Regions from separate parts of the Homo sapiens genome. Here region 2 is linked to region 1. A link is a contact called in ENCODE Hi-C or POLR2A ChIA-PET data. All regions are on one chromosome and are shown on one strand. Each heading gives the region's core, a stretch centred on a gene start or an enhancer-like site at or near the end of the contact. The rest is flanking DNA. Distances are from core to core; before and after follow the strand shown.

What was found. A loop is a pair of places that touch in the nucleus more often than their neighbours do. ChIA-PET counts read pairs that join two places held with the same protein, here RNA polymerase II (POLR2A). Pooled maps may share reads with other maps.
Region 2: a loop to region 1 is called in a map of PC-3, with 5 times the contacts of the local background. The contact joins the enhancer-like site here to the promoter of ADAMTSL1 in region 1. A Hi-C loop is called at or near these places in 3 of 168 maps with a recorded cell type or tissue (MCF 10A, PC-3 and adrenal gland) and 2 of 50 pooled maps. POLR2A ChIA-PET finds 5 or more read pairs at or near these places in 1 of 52 experiments (OCI-LY7).

Annotation. Positions count from the first base shown.
Region 1 is chr9:18,470,772-18,477,872 of GRCh38, reverse strand. ADAMTSL1 (ADAMTS like 1) reads right to left here and starts at 3,720. Exons shown (of 29, transcript NM_001040272.6): 1 at 3,578-3,720. The coding sequence starts at 3,640.
Region 2 is chr9:18,390,525-18,397,625 of GRCh38, reverse strand. It overlaps a transcript of ADAMTSL1 not described here. Among named protein-coding and RNA genes, the nearest start is that of ADAMTSL1, 80 kb to the left of the region's middle. Within about 2 kb of position 3,870, at least 15 of the 41 ENCODE cell types and tissues checked have a DNase peak (open chromatin) inside an H3K27ac peak, as active enhancers do; they include PC-3, where a contact is called at or near this core.

The DNA.
Region 1 (7,101 bases), core at 2,471-4,970:
GCAACAGAAATGGTGTTATGTGAAAATAATAATGGGGGCCAGAAAGTGGTCCTGAACACACTGAAACACTAAAAACAGGAGCCTGAGTAAACAAAAATGTAGCTGGCCATGTCTAGACAAGAAACTTCACAAAAACATGAAGAAAGTGATTTTTAAATTTTAAATGCTTCATAGCGTTCTGTAGATCTATGCGAAAAGTCTTCAAGCTTGATTTAAAGACAATCTAGGTCTGAGAAAAAGAAATCTGTGTAGAGTGAACAATTATAGAAAAGTGCTTGTGCATGCACATGAACACACTGACATACATGCTGCTGGAACAGGCCGCGGTCTCCTGTAAATAAGGGACTTAACATTCATTCCACAAGCTAAGGGTGCTTCTCCCCATCCAAGATAGATCCACTTAGATAATAGTGGGAGAGAGTGCCAGAGGGACTGAAGGGAATGGGCTATTGTGTTTGACTAGTTGCCATGTATAAATTAGTACAGAGAAGAAAAAGAAATTCAACAGGAAAACACATGTACTTTATTATAATTCCTAGTGTTACTCTTGCAACTCTCACAATAGCAGGCAAAAGAGCTTAAAACCGTTTAAAAGAAACAAAAGGCAAATGCAAATTTGATTAAATGCCTTTCTGACAAGAAGTGATTTGACTTCAAGTGTAGATGGACACATATGTCAATGGCCGGTCATGGTTTTTGCCACATTCTTTTTGAGCTAAACAATTGGGACAAAGGAGAGAGAATAAATACGAGAAAGCAGAATGGGAGGATTGAGAAAATGGCATTATGTAGCTTAATTTCACCTGAATATCAAATGAAATCTCTTGATCAGTACTACTGTCCTACTGTGTCCAGAATATAAATTTATGATATAAGTTCTGTGCATGAAAATATGGGTGGTAACGTAAAATAGATTCAACACCCATCCTCTCAGAAATAAGTTCCAAGGGGAAAGGATTTTGACAGAATGAAGGCTGAACAACCTTCAATATTTGTACACACTCAAGAACCTAGTCATGATACAGATGATTCAGCTGTCAGTGAAATGAGGGATATTTTAATAAGGTAGAAACTGGGCTTGCCACAAAATAGACAGGATGTTTTCCAATTAAGTTACAGAGACCTTTAGAAATTGCCCCAAATAAGTCCAAGAATAGACAGAATCCTTGCAATGTGTAAATGAAAACAAAAACAAAAAAAAGACTATAGGAAAAACAAGCCCCTCAATTCAATTTCTCTATCAAGTTTGAAGGTTGAGCTGATGATGCCACACTTCTAGTTCTAAATCAAGTACACAACAGGCTAAAGGTCACAATCTCTTAAGCCAATAATTAAATTTAATGCTAAAGGGGGCAGTTAATGAGCAAGTTTAACAAGTGCTCATGATATTGTACATATCTTTAATGATCAAGATGATGCAGAAAGCCTAAATATCTGCAACAAAGGGTACAGACCAACCTGCACCACTGTTTTCATTGTTCTTAAATATTTACAACCACCATACGAAGCAAACATGTTCTATTCTCTCCATTATTTGACCTTTGGGTTCAAATGCAAGCTTATTTCATTGCCTGAAAAAACGGGTTTAAAATGTCTTATCTGTATGATTATTGTAAGGATTTATTGTAATGATTTTCAAACAACTAGCCACATTCAGACACAAAATACATGACAGCTATTACTAATGCTGTTATTGCTTGGCAAAGGGATGTATGTAAACATCAGTCAGTTCTTCCTTTTGTAGCATAACTCTCAGATTTCCACTTAATTTAAATGCAGGCATAAAACAAACCTAGGTTTGTTTTAATTTTATCTTTATAATACAATTATTGTAATTTAAATATGATATGTTTTAAGTCCTTCTGAAATAAGCATACATACCTTTTCATTCCACATAAGTCAAATTATATGCTCTAATACATATATGAATATTCAAGATATCACAGAGGGATATAATGCGTTTACCAAATGGATAGCAAAACAATCTATTCCTGAATGGGAAAGTTTTACTAAAGTATAATGAGATCATACTTCCATATGAAAATATCAAAAAAGTAATGTATACTGGTAATTTGCTTTATGATGCAATATAATGGGAAAATAACACACACTTAAAAAAATCACAAAGAAGGAAAGATGAGACAAACTAATGGTGTATACAAGTAACACATCCCATATGGAAAAAATGAGACACCTTTCATAAATCGCTTGCTCCACAAGTCATAAAGCATACCTAAACATTCTGTTCTTTGTATTTTTCAGAACAGCTAAAACTTATAGTTCATTCATGCTTGAAATGTAGTTTACCTTTAAATTTCTATGAAAAATTAAAAATTTATTTCTATATTTATAGCACTTGCAATGCAGCATTATAATTTCTTAGCTACAATGATGCAAATCATTAAGAAGTGGGAATGTATAAAATATTGAATCACTGTCTGATTACTCTATTTGATGAATCTCCTGGACTTTTTCAGTTTGTACCAAATGGCTTTCTTCCCTACTTCAAAATTATAGCGCAGATCAGATTTGTCAGAATATAATCAGAACAAACATTCCTTCCCCATCAAGGAATCAATGCAACCTATTCATTTGCTACATTTTTACCTTGTTCTCTTCCTGCCTTGTTACCTTCTGAGGAAGTTCTGGCATGTTATAAATGTGACAGGAAAAACTACAATCACATTTGTTTGGATCAGTGTGTGCAAATTTTGGAATCAAACCTTCAGATGAGGTTTACTAAGCTGCCTGCCCAGAACACTCTGGTTTAAAAAATGTGCATTGCTATTAATATTTTGAGTGTAGATTTATTTTGGACAGTAAATGTTCATTTTCTGCCCATAAAACCAAGTATGAGTCACAACGGAACATTTACTTCGAGTCAAAAATGCAATGTGTACTGACGTTCAAGAGCAGAGCATCTTATCACTATGACTGTGGCAATCAGCCGTACTAAAAGTCACCATTCCTTTTTCTTCTTTAAAAGTAAATTTGAGATCAAAGGCCATAATCCTCAATTCATAAATCCTAGCATTAACTTCTATCCATAAATGACTTGCAGTAATTAAGAGCCATAATCTGGGTTGGCTGCAAAGAGGCTCTCATTCCCCTCTTTACCTGGTTCCATAGTACATGTGCATAGATGGAAAGTAATTCATTAAAGGCGGTACGGGCAAGCTCTGCAAAGCCTATCCATCAAAAAATTCCAGGAACACCACAGTGAGTGAGTTTAATTTCAGGATGTCTGTTATCCAAATTCCAAGCATACACACCACCATATATACAGTCCTCAGCTCCCAAACTCCATGCAGTATGTCCCAAAGTTCATGTCTCAGTATCAGTATTACTGTATAGCAGTAACTAATTCCAGAAAGTCTTGCAGACTTTATCTTGCTTGGGAAGTTGAGGTTAAAAGTTCTAGAAGGAGTATTCTCTCTTTGTAATCGTGTAAATTATTTTACCTGGAGTTTTAAGATAAAGACACACACACACACACAAACACACATACACACACACACCCCCAACAGCACCCAGACTCAATGGCAATAGCAATGCATTGAAATGAAAAGGCATTTACCAGGAGCAGGAAAGCCAGAAAGAGGAGCAGTGTGCCAGGAGTTGCCCGACGGCAGCATTCCATGCTTGGATCCTTGCCGGAATCAGAATCGGACACTGAATAAGCTGCTAAGTGCTCCTCTGCCTGCTGTCACATCCAGTACTGGTGCTAACACTCCAGTCCTGCCTATCAGCTTCCATCAGCCCCTCTCACATTTCCTGACCGAGGGGTGGGTGGGTGGATGGGTGGGGGGTAAGCTGAATGGAATCTCTCTCGGAGCAGGCAGCCAGCCAATCAGGCTCCTGCTAATCAGACATGCTGAATAACAAAGCCAGGAGGACAGAGAAAGTGTAACGGTGCGAGCAAAAAAGGGGGAAAAGGACGAAAAAGAAAGGCGAGCGAGCAGCAGAGCGAGAAGGGAAATGCAAAAGATGCAGAATTGCAAAAGATGAAGCCAAGCACTGTGCTTCCCATGGACCTGGTTAGTTCTTTGTGAGATGCATTTCTATTTGCCATTTGCCTGTGCTGATGTCTGTTGCTTTGTAAAGTACAGTAGCTCCCTGTGACTGTGTATTGTTCCATTCAGGAGAGAAACTTAATCCCTGTCAATATATAACATATGCCATAAAGGGAAAGAACCATAGACAAAAACCGACTTAATGTGCCCTGTAAATGTGTTCTGTACAACTGTTTTATTTCGCCTCCATAAAGTTCCTCTTTACTTTCTCTCTTGACTTGCAAAATAAATACTCTATACATTTTCTGAAGGTTCCTCACTAAGCCTAAACAGTGGCATAAGTTATTTTGTGTTATTAAGGACTTAATTTGGGGGGAAAAAAACAAAGCAAGTTGCTTCTCTGTAAAGTGACAATTGAAGGCATTTAAGATTTGCTAATTGTAAAGGCACAATTAGAAACTTAGATCCCCCAGTTTAAAAAGAAACCCTCAACAAAGACTCCAGGATGAGTGGGGCTGAAATTTGGGGTTGAGGAGCAGCCTGGTTTTGATGCACTGCCAACTCTCAACTATCTATTTTAGCCACGGGAGAGAAAGAAAGGATGAATTAAATCCTCAGTTAATCCCCAAACCTTCTTTTAACCAAGTTTCAGCTTCCTCCGCACCTCACCCACGTCCTTTATCAGAGCTGTTATAATGCAGAAAAGGCTGAACTGAGTTTTACCTCATTTTTCCATCCACTATTGCAAGAGGGTTGGATGGGATGACCTTGGAGGCCAGTCCAGCCCTGAAGGAAGTGCTAATGAGCAGTGAAATGACGACAAGGCCAGCAACAGCAACGAGAAGGTCAGGAAGCTTCTGAAGCTGCTTAATCCACCAGCAAGGGAGATTTGACTCTACTAGAGGAAGGTTTTATTACAGTTTTAGAAAAGTGTCAAATGTCAAACAAGGATGTATTTCCCCTTATCTGCAAAGGAAATCATTGAGTTTTGAAAGAATAAAAGAGCAGCCCTGGCCTTACATTGCCATAGGTGTGTCATCAGGACGTTTTCCCTTTTCAGATCTCCTGATAGCCCAGAAATATATGCAGTGGAGGTACAAGACATTTAGAATTAATGTTCTTTCCTTTCATTATTAAAAAATACTGACAAGAGGTATGAAACACACGAATATGGAAAACCTGATCAAGCCATAATGGGCATGTGAATACAGGCAGGTCTGCCTATGTACATACCTGCTGCGTTGCTTTTCAAAAAGGTGAAGAAAAGCAGGTTGTTCAACTTTAGGTTACCTACTTCATATGGTATATCAATTAAAGAGAGAGAAACTTTAAAAATCCTATTTTCATGCTGTTAGGAAAGTCAAGGTCATACAAAGATTATCCTTTGTTCTCAATATTAAGTATGTGGACCTAGAAAAATGGACAGTACAAATCCATAACAAAGAGAGCCCATTCTTGAAATATGCTTTTCCCTTTTAGAAAGATTTGTTTTACAAATCTCTCAAAAACTAGCTAATGCTCATAAGCTAAAGCGTATTCACAAGTAGATGTAAAAATGCTTAACTTTGTCTTTCCACTATTGTTTTTGTCTGAAATCCTCATCACATTAAAGAAAGGTGATTGATTGAAATAAACTTTCATTCATAAAGCTATGTTACATGTGTCTCTCTGTTACACACCAGAGCTTTCTGCTAAAGGGTTTATTTTTTTCCCTCCTATCACAGTCATTAACTGAAGAGTTTCAGCTAGTTCTATTAATGGAACATTTTACCTAATACCACCTCCTCCCTCTTCACACATAAACCCTGCTCATTAAGCAGATCCAAAGGGAAGAATAGGTAATGGGAGAAAGAAAAGTAGCAACAAAGCTAATGATGAGATACTATTTGTAGAGGAACAGAAAAATAATCAGCATGGTCAGAAAATAACTGGGAACCACTTACATGCTAGTTTAGATTCTTTTCTGCTTTGCAAATAAATACTGCCTAGGTATTTTGAGTCAGAAATTTCTGCCTTGAAGTTTTAATGGGCATGCTAATGTACAGCAAGATGGTCATCTCAATGAAGTCACCGAATAATATACTATTTTAAAGTTAAGCCCTCAATCACCTGTTGAATGCCTGGAGGATGCCCACCACACTGTCTCATGCTTCTGATTCCTCACAGCATTTTCTTTCCTCTTGGGAATACCCAGAGAAACTAGGAAAAGCAATTGCACATCCAGAGCTACACAGTACAGGTGAAATTACAAATTTACTATAACTTCAGAAAAGGGAGAACAAAATCAAGTTGGGTTAAGGTGACTGGGAAAAGTTTTGGTCATGAACTAATTTTGATGATGGCCAAAATGTACATGCCATCTTTATGGTTTACAAAGTGATTTTACATTTATGATCTCATTTGACCTTTGTGACTACTTTTTGAAATTAAGTAATCACCCCATTTTATGTACGTGGAAACTGAGGCTCAGAGAAGTTAAGTGACTTGACTAAAGCTTTGCTGGCTAGAACTGGCCATTGAGCCACGGTTTACCGAATCTAAATCCACCCTCATCTCATATTCATATATATGCATTATATCTATATATGATGTATACACATACATATATTCAGATGTTGGCAGTGATGTTGTTGAAGGGGGATGTTTATAGGAAAAGGAAAGTAGGCTACCAGGGTTTACCATGGGTATATGTTACCTGACGATGGAAAGTATCTTATTTTAGCCTCCAGCTTCTATGTGTCTTGACTTTCTCATTTCTAAAACGTTTTCAGCACCTAGGAAAAGTAATGTAAAACTTTAGGTAATCTAGATCCATATTAATGGCAACCGGGGAAAGGCCACTTACGGCATCTGAGCAGGGCGTTGGCCAAATTCCTTTTTTCCTCTTCAGGTATCTAAATTAAAACCGTCTGCAAGTGTGTGAGCAGCAGCACTAGCAGAAGCCGTGGCAGCTGAATAATACTGGTTACTGGCTCCATGCACAACATATTAGGTGAAATGAAATCAGAAGCAAGAGAGAGAGAGTGTCAGGGCTGTCTGAAGCATCATTCCAAATGGTATGGATTTAACAATACTTAATTGAAAAGAC
Region 2 (7,101 bases), core at 2,621-5,120, 80 kb after region 1:
TGTACTTGTATTGGGTTTTGGTTCAAATAATCAGGGGAGAAGTTTTTCTTTCCTCCACCAGTACCGATGTTGAGAAATACATTTTCTTGCTGTCTCTTTTCACACGGTGGTTTTGTTTGTTCATTTATTTACTCACATAATAATGATGTAGCCCTCTTAATTGCAAGTCTATTATTAGATTTTTCATCTTGAGCTTTTTTTCTTTTTTGGAGTGCATGTAACAGCATCTTTAATCATGGATTCAATGGTATCATAGACTCAAGAAATACAGTACTTTTAAAGCTCAGAGAATGTGTTCCTTTCTCTTCTTGAAAAGAATTATACCACGAGGCAGGATTTCCTTCTGGGATGATAATATCATATGGGAAAGGAAGCAAGGCACTCTCAACTCATTCTAAGTTCATAACTCCATAGACTATTAGAAAATCATTTCAAGAATACCACCTGTGGATAAGGGTAAAAGAGTGGGGGAAAAAGGGGAAACAAAAATCGGATAAGAAATCTAAACAAACCTAAACTTAGTGATAATGTCTAATTTATGCATAGGGGTTAAAAAATAGTAGATCCCAGGATCACTGTGAATAGCACGGCACAGAGAATAAAAATCATCATCAGGGATTCTGTTAGAAAATACAAGAGCCAGATCAATGTTACGATATAAAGAGGCATAGTGCATATAGAACCAAGGCATACATTTCTTAGGACCCCTATTTAGGAATGTACTAAGGTTTTGTTTCTTGCTTTTGTTTTTAAACAAAAAGAGACAGGGTCTTGTTCTGTTGCCCAGGCTGAAGTGCAGTGGCATGATCATAAAAATGTGCTGAGTTTTTATGCTTGTAATTTAAAAGTGACTAAGTGAACTAATAGAGTTTAAAAATGTGAGTGGTTAAACCTTGAGAGTTGAGATCACCATGGCAAAGCAAGGACATAGTTTTGTGCAAGGGATCCCAGTTTTTAAGCTGATAAAGGCTGGTACTCTATTTGCACAGGACATTATTAACATAAAAATAATATTATAAAAATATTTATTAAAATTTAATATTTATTAATGTAAAATTTAATTAATATTAATTTTAATTATATTACTTGATATAAATTAATATAATTAATATATAATTTCACTCATTAAAGTTTAATATTTGTTAATATAAAATTTAATTAATATTAAATTATTATTTATTAGAATAGTAATGAATATTTATTTTTAGGTTAAAATAATATTAACATAAAAACTGCAGCACAAGAGACTTAGATTTTATGGATTAATAGCAAACTTCCTCTGAACTAAGTCACAATCTAATTTTTATATTGAATAAGTCCAGGAGGGGGCACCCTGACATTCCAGCTTTCAGTCAACCTTCTGACTACTTCCATATTGAGCTAAATCTCCACAGCCATGGCCACCAACTGTCTTATCATCAACTGGGACTGTGCAAAGGCAGGAGCACCTAAGAGGCAGGCCAACAGTTTAATGAAAAGGACCAGAGTGCTCTAAGGTTGGATAAAGTATGGGGTCACTGACTGCCTTGTGGGTTACAGTAGATAACCTATGCAAATTCTCTTCAGAGGCAAGAGCTAGCCCCAAGAACTCTCAGCATCAATGGTCTACTTCAAATGTTGATTAGCATCAAAGGTTTCCTTCCACAGAAAGGCCAGACTAAAAGGGAGTAAGTAATTTCAGAAACATCTGGAAAGCAGAAGACAACATATAGGGGTCTTGTACTTCCTCTTTGATGTATATATTACCCATGCAGAAAAATGACATATTTGTAAATTTTAGTTCAGCCTCTAGGATGGTGCTCATCCAGCAGACATCTGTGTCACAGACCAAAGAAACTAAAATGTGTCCAACTTAAACCAGGCTGAATCAAGACTAGTTAAACTACACTTTTCATCACCAGTCAGTTTCAAATACACAGGCTCAGAGGTCTTTGACCACTTGCAGTTGAGAAGGATGATAGACCTGTACAGTTCAGGATATAATTTGGTCTAGGGATGCTTCAGAAGCTCCAGAACAGATTCTATACTGACTCTCCAACCATTCATTCATTGAATTTTGCCAGATAAATACCCTATCAGAAAATGGGTCTGTTTCCATTATGTCATACAAAGTGCAAATCCTCAAGGCTTTCCTTTGGAGAAGAATAGGTAGAGTCTACCAGTCCTGTCTCTAAATGATCCCATTTATCAATGGATGAGATTTCTGAATAAAGCATGTGCATTTATTTTATGCTGAATGCTGCAAACTTTAGATCGACATCTTGCCAGCAAAAACCAATACCCACATTTTTCATTTCTTTATCTCTGGTGGAAAAAAGCAGGATTTAAAGCAACTGCTGGTCAAACACATGATTCTTTTTTAAAAACCAGAGTAAATTCAGACTGGCTTCCTGGAGAACTGTTTTGAAAGGCAGTTTACAGATCTTACTGTTGCTTTTCCATGACATAATGCTGGAGATCCGACATAATACTCAAACACCTGGCAACAGCCTAAGGACAAGGGGGAGCAGGAGTGAAGGGAGAACAAGAGGAAACTCTGACAGATCTGTCCTGAAAAATGCACTATTTACCAAGTTGGGACATCAAATCTCAGACAAAAAGGTAAAGAGAATTGCTTAAACCAAGGTTTCCAAGAATCTTTGACAAATGCTGACTCTCTTAACACTTTATGAAACAACCAAAGTCAACAGACACATCTCCACAGCCTTTCCATTTGCAGACTTTTTTCCCACAGCCCTATTTAGAACTTAACATAATGGGAAGTTTTCTCTTGGCAAAAAAGCTGATTAAGTGTTCCATTTAATAGCATAATGCAAAAAAATGCTTTCCTTTTTTCAGACCTGCTGTTCTCATACTGTCTCATGTTGTCTAAAGTGGAGAGTTGGTAACTATTTTCGGGGTTGGTGTGCCTTTATGATGAATGTCATCTTAAAATACAGAACAAATAATGAAACCCATGTTGAATTTATAATCAACTTTCTTTTATCTACACTCAAGGTTATTATTTTAACCTGTTGTCTTTGCAGTTTGGGAATACAAGAATGAGCTTTTTGTGATAAGTTGAAAGCACAATAATTTATAACAAGCTTCTTTCTCTTATTCTCCTATTCTCTCTCCATTTCTGTCTCTCTCTCTTGCAGAATGGGTCTATTCATTTATATTTCTATCCTTTTTGATTTGGTCTTACATTTACAATGTCAGGAATATCATATCCATTCAACAAATAACATCTGACAAACAAAAATGGATCTCCTGGGGCATAGGACCAAAAAGCAGTGCTGTGGACAGATTCTGTTATTGGAATTAGGCATCTAACCTCCTTTTAAAGCATATGGCCTTTAAAAACTTTTCACTATTTTTAACAATCAACTTGAGGATTTAAAACAATGCAATCCCCCGCTAATTTTTATTGGTCAATGGCCTATTCAATTGTTTCTCAGCTTCTCCTTTAAAAAAAAATCCTTGTTCTAGTTGTACTTTTAAAGTTAAAGCAACAATCTCTTTATGGCTCTGCTTTCGCTGCGTAACCATCATCTTATGCCAAGATACATTTTTCACCCATTCAGTCAGGACAATTGGTAATTAAAGGCTTTATTACTTTCCATGATCATCATCTGCAATGCTTTTAGCTGGAACAAACAAAGTAACCCGAAACCTTATTTAAACTGGCTTACACATTAGGATATTTGTTTACCAACTAGTAGTCAGAGGTACAGTGGGCTGTGGAGTTGGTTTATTTCACAGCCGGATGGTATCATCCAGGACCCAGGCTTTGTTTTCTCTGCCTTCACTTTTGGCTTCCCTCCAAGCCTTGTTTCCTTCAAGGTTGTGGGATGGCTGCCAGGAATACTGGGGCATTTAACAGGAGAGAAAGGCTGCCTTTCTATGTTCTCTCTTAAAAGTAAGGCACTGCCATTTTCAGAAGTCCCTAGCAAGCTTCTCCCAACATCACTTTGACCCAAATTGCCTTAGCCCTTGCCACCTCTAACAAAACACAGCAACAGGGTAGAAGGTTACTAGGGTGAAATGGATGTTGGGAGCCAACCTCAATGACCACCACACTGTCTTCTTTAACATCCTTAGTAAGTTTGAATGATGCAACATATCAGAAGAACTATGACTCAGACATTCTCTAAGGGAGCCAATTATCCTTGTTTTCTCAGAACTGAGGGGTTTCCCAGTATGTGGAACTCTTAGTGCTAAAACTGGGTGAGTCTTGAGACAACTGGGATGGTGAGTCATTACCTTCCCCTTTAATCCCTACCAGGTCCAAGCAACCATGAACTCTCCTGAACATTTGAGGAAGTAATACATTCACAGGCAATTAAGTGGAATGCAACAGCAACAGTACTTCTTAATGCTCAAATTATAATTCTAATTTAAAAAACCCCAGCATACTGTGTATGTGTATAATCTGTGAAAATAATTATATTTTGTATAAAGGATAATAGACTGTGTAAGTTGGAGTAAAATTTAGAGGTTCCTTAATTTCCCACTTCCCACATTCATGCATCCACTAATAACCTGAGTAGTATACTCAAAGCAGAAACCCTTTCTACAAGTGGTCAATAAGCACTCTAAGAGAAAATTATGTGCCCCTTACACACAGCATTATTCCTGGAATATGACAGGTATTCAGTAATTATCATCCTGAATTTAGTAGTCAAATGCAAAGTAAAGCATCTTTTTACCTTAGGTAGCATGTGAAATAGCCATGTGTAGCCTAAGACTGGCAGAAGCAAAGACCTGATTTCTACCACAAAAGTGAGGGAGGCCCCAAAGTAGAGGTAGGTGAAGAAAAGGAAAGAAGGCTGATATTTCTCACTCTGGCTCATAATTAAGAAGATTATTATTTTTTTCTTGTATGAATTTAGAGTATCCTCTGAAGTTTACAAATGTGAAAATAAATTATTTTGCATAATTCTACAAGCTACAGGATTGGTTGATTCCATCATCCTACTATGTTTTTGAGGTTATGTTGTGTAAGGTTACTTTGTTTGAACATGTACACACAGGTAGCCTGGAAAGGATGTCCAGAATGCAGGGGCCAAAGATAGAAGTTTCAAAAATACTAAATAACAGAGATAAAGATAAGGGCTATCAGCAGGGAAAACTGTTGTCAGTAGCAGGTTTGCAGAGCACGCCAGGCCAAGTGGAGATGTAGGATGAAGTAAAGAGATGCTTATTGGAGAGCAGGCACTAAGATGCCACTGCATGCACGATAGTTTGAACTATAGAAAGCTTTTTAAACAACCTACCGCACTGTTCCTTTTTTTATCCCCATGAAGCTAGGCTAGTGAGTGCCTCTTTATTAACCACATGTACTAAAGCAACAGTGACTTTATGTGATTTAAATGTTTTCACACATATGACATTATTTTGTAATCACATCAGTACCATAAAGTAGTAGGACCCTTATTACTAATCATATTTGTAACAAATAAACTGAGATTTATAATTTAGGTGACTTGTGCCAGGTAATCTAGAAAGTAATTGATTCAGGGCCAGTCGCAGTGACTCATGCCTGTAATCCCAGCACTTTGGGAGGCCGAGGCGGGCGGATCACGAGGTCAGGAGATCGAGACCATCCTGGCTAACATGGTGAAACCCCGGTCTCTACTAAAAATACAAAAATTCGCTGGGCATGGTGGCGGGCACCTGTAGTCCCAGCTACTAGGGAGGCTGAGGCAGGAGAATGGCGTGAACCCAGGAGGCAGAGCTTGCAGTGAGCCAAGATCATGCCACTGCACTCCAGGCTGGGCTGCAGAGCGAGGCTCCATCTCAAAAAAAAAAAAAAAAAAGAAAGAAAAGAAAGAAAAAAAGTAGTTGATTCAGGACTTAAACAACAACAACAAAAAATCATCTGAGTCTTCATTGTCTTTTCTGTTGAATCACATTCCCTAATTAAAAACTCTCTTAAAAACTAAAGAAAATTGGTTTTCAGGACAAAATCTACTCCTAAACATTGATTCTGGAAGAAGCATGAAATATTCAGCATGAGAATCATTCTTGTGCCAATGAATATAATGGCCCAATAATCCCATATTTCAGTTACTGATATCTGAGGCAAGAAGATTGCTGGAGCCCAGGAGTTCAAGGCTACAGTGAGCTATTATGGCACCACTGCTCTCCAGCCTGGGTGACAGAGCAAGACCTTGTCTCTAAAAAAAAAATTGTTTTAACTACCAACTAAACTATGTAACATCCTGTCTAGTACAATGACTTTAAATCATTTCCATTATAGAATAAATAAAAGATATAATTTTATGAAATTTAGCAAACTATTATAACACGGATGTAATTCCCACTAAAAAATCTCTAGTAATTTTGATGCAATTATACTGAAAAGGCTTCTAAAACTTGAAAAGGCCAAGAAAGTAGATTTTAAAATATCACAGTTTTTATAGGAAAAAGGTATAAAAATGACCAGCGTCTAGGTATCAAAAGTGTCCCCAGTGTTTTAGGTCCAACAAAATAAATGAGATTTCCCTCCTCCAGGCACAAGGCATGGCTTTGCTGTTATTAAATAGCAATGGAGTGAATCGACAAGAGACCCCTCTCACTCATGACTGCCAAGAAGAAGGGCTCCTGTAGCTCCTTCATCTTATAGCCAAAGCAATCATTTTCATTAGATGACCCCAACATCCAGCCTATAGTTAACAACCATAAACAAATTAACACCTCCGTTTATCTCAGCATACATTATTATCCAACCATGTTTATCTTGGAGGGCTTTTTTGGACAGACTTACTTATACTAGGAAAGGTTAAAATTCTGTGGGTCCTCATTGTCAGTGTTTTGAGGTGGTGTTTTTTTTTGTTTTGTTTTGTTTTTTTGTATTTTTGTATTTATCTGTATGCTAGAATGGGTCCTGAGTTGTGTCTCGAGAAAACGTTGGTGCTGAATGCAAGTATCTTGTTTTCCTCCACTGGGAGGTGGGGAAGATTTCTCTTGAGGTGTTCTTCTTGGGAGTTTGTCAACACTCCTGAGAGGATTTTGGCCAGACCCAGCACAGCTGATGATTACAGCATGTGGCTCTGCACGCTTACTAACAGGGAAAATAGCTGCACTCCAGATGCTCACCATGGGGTAAACCTCTCT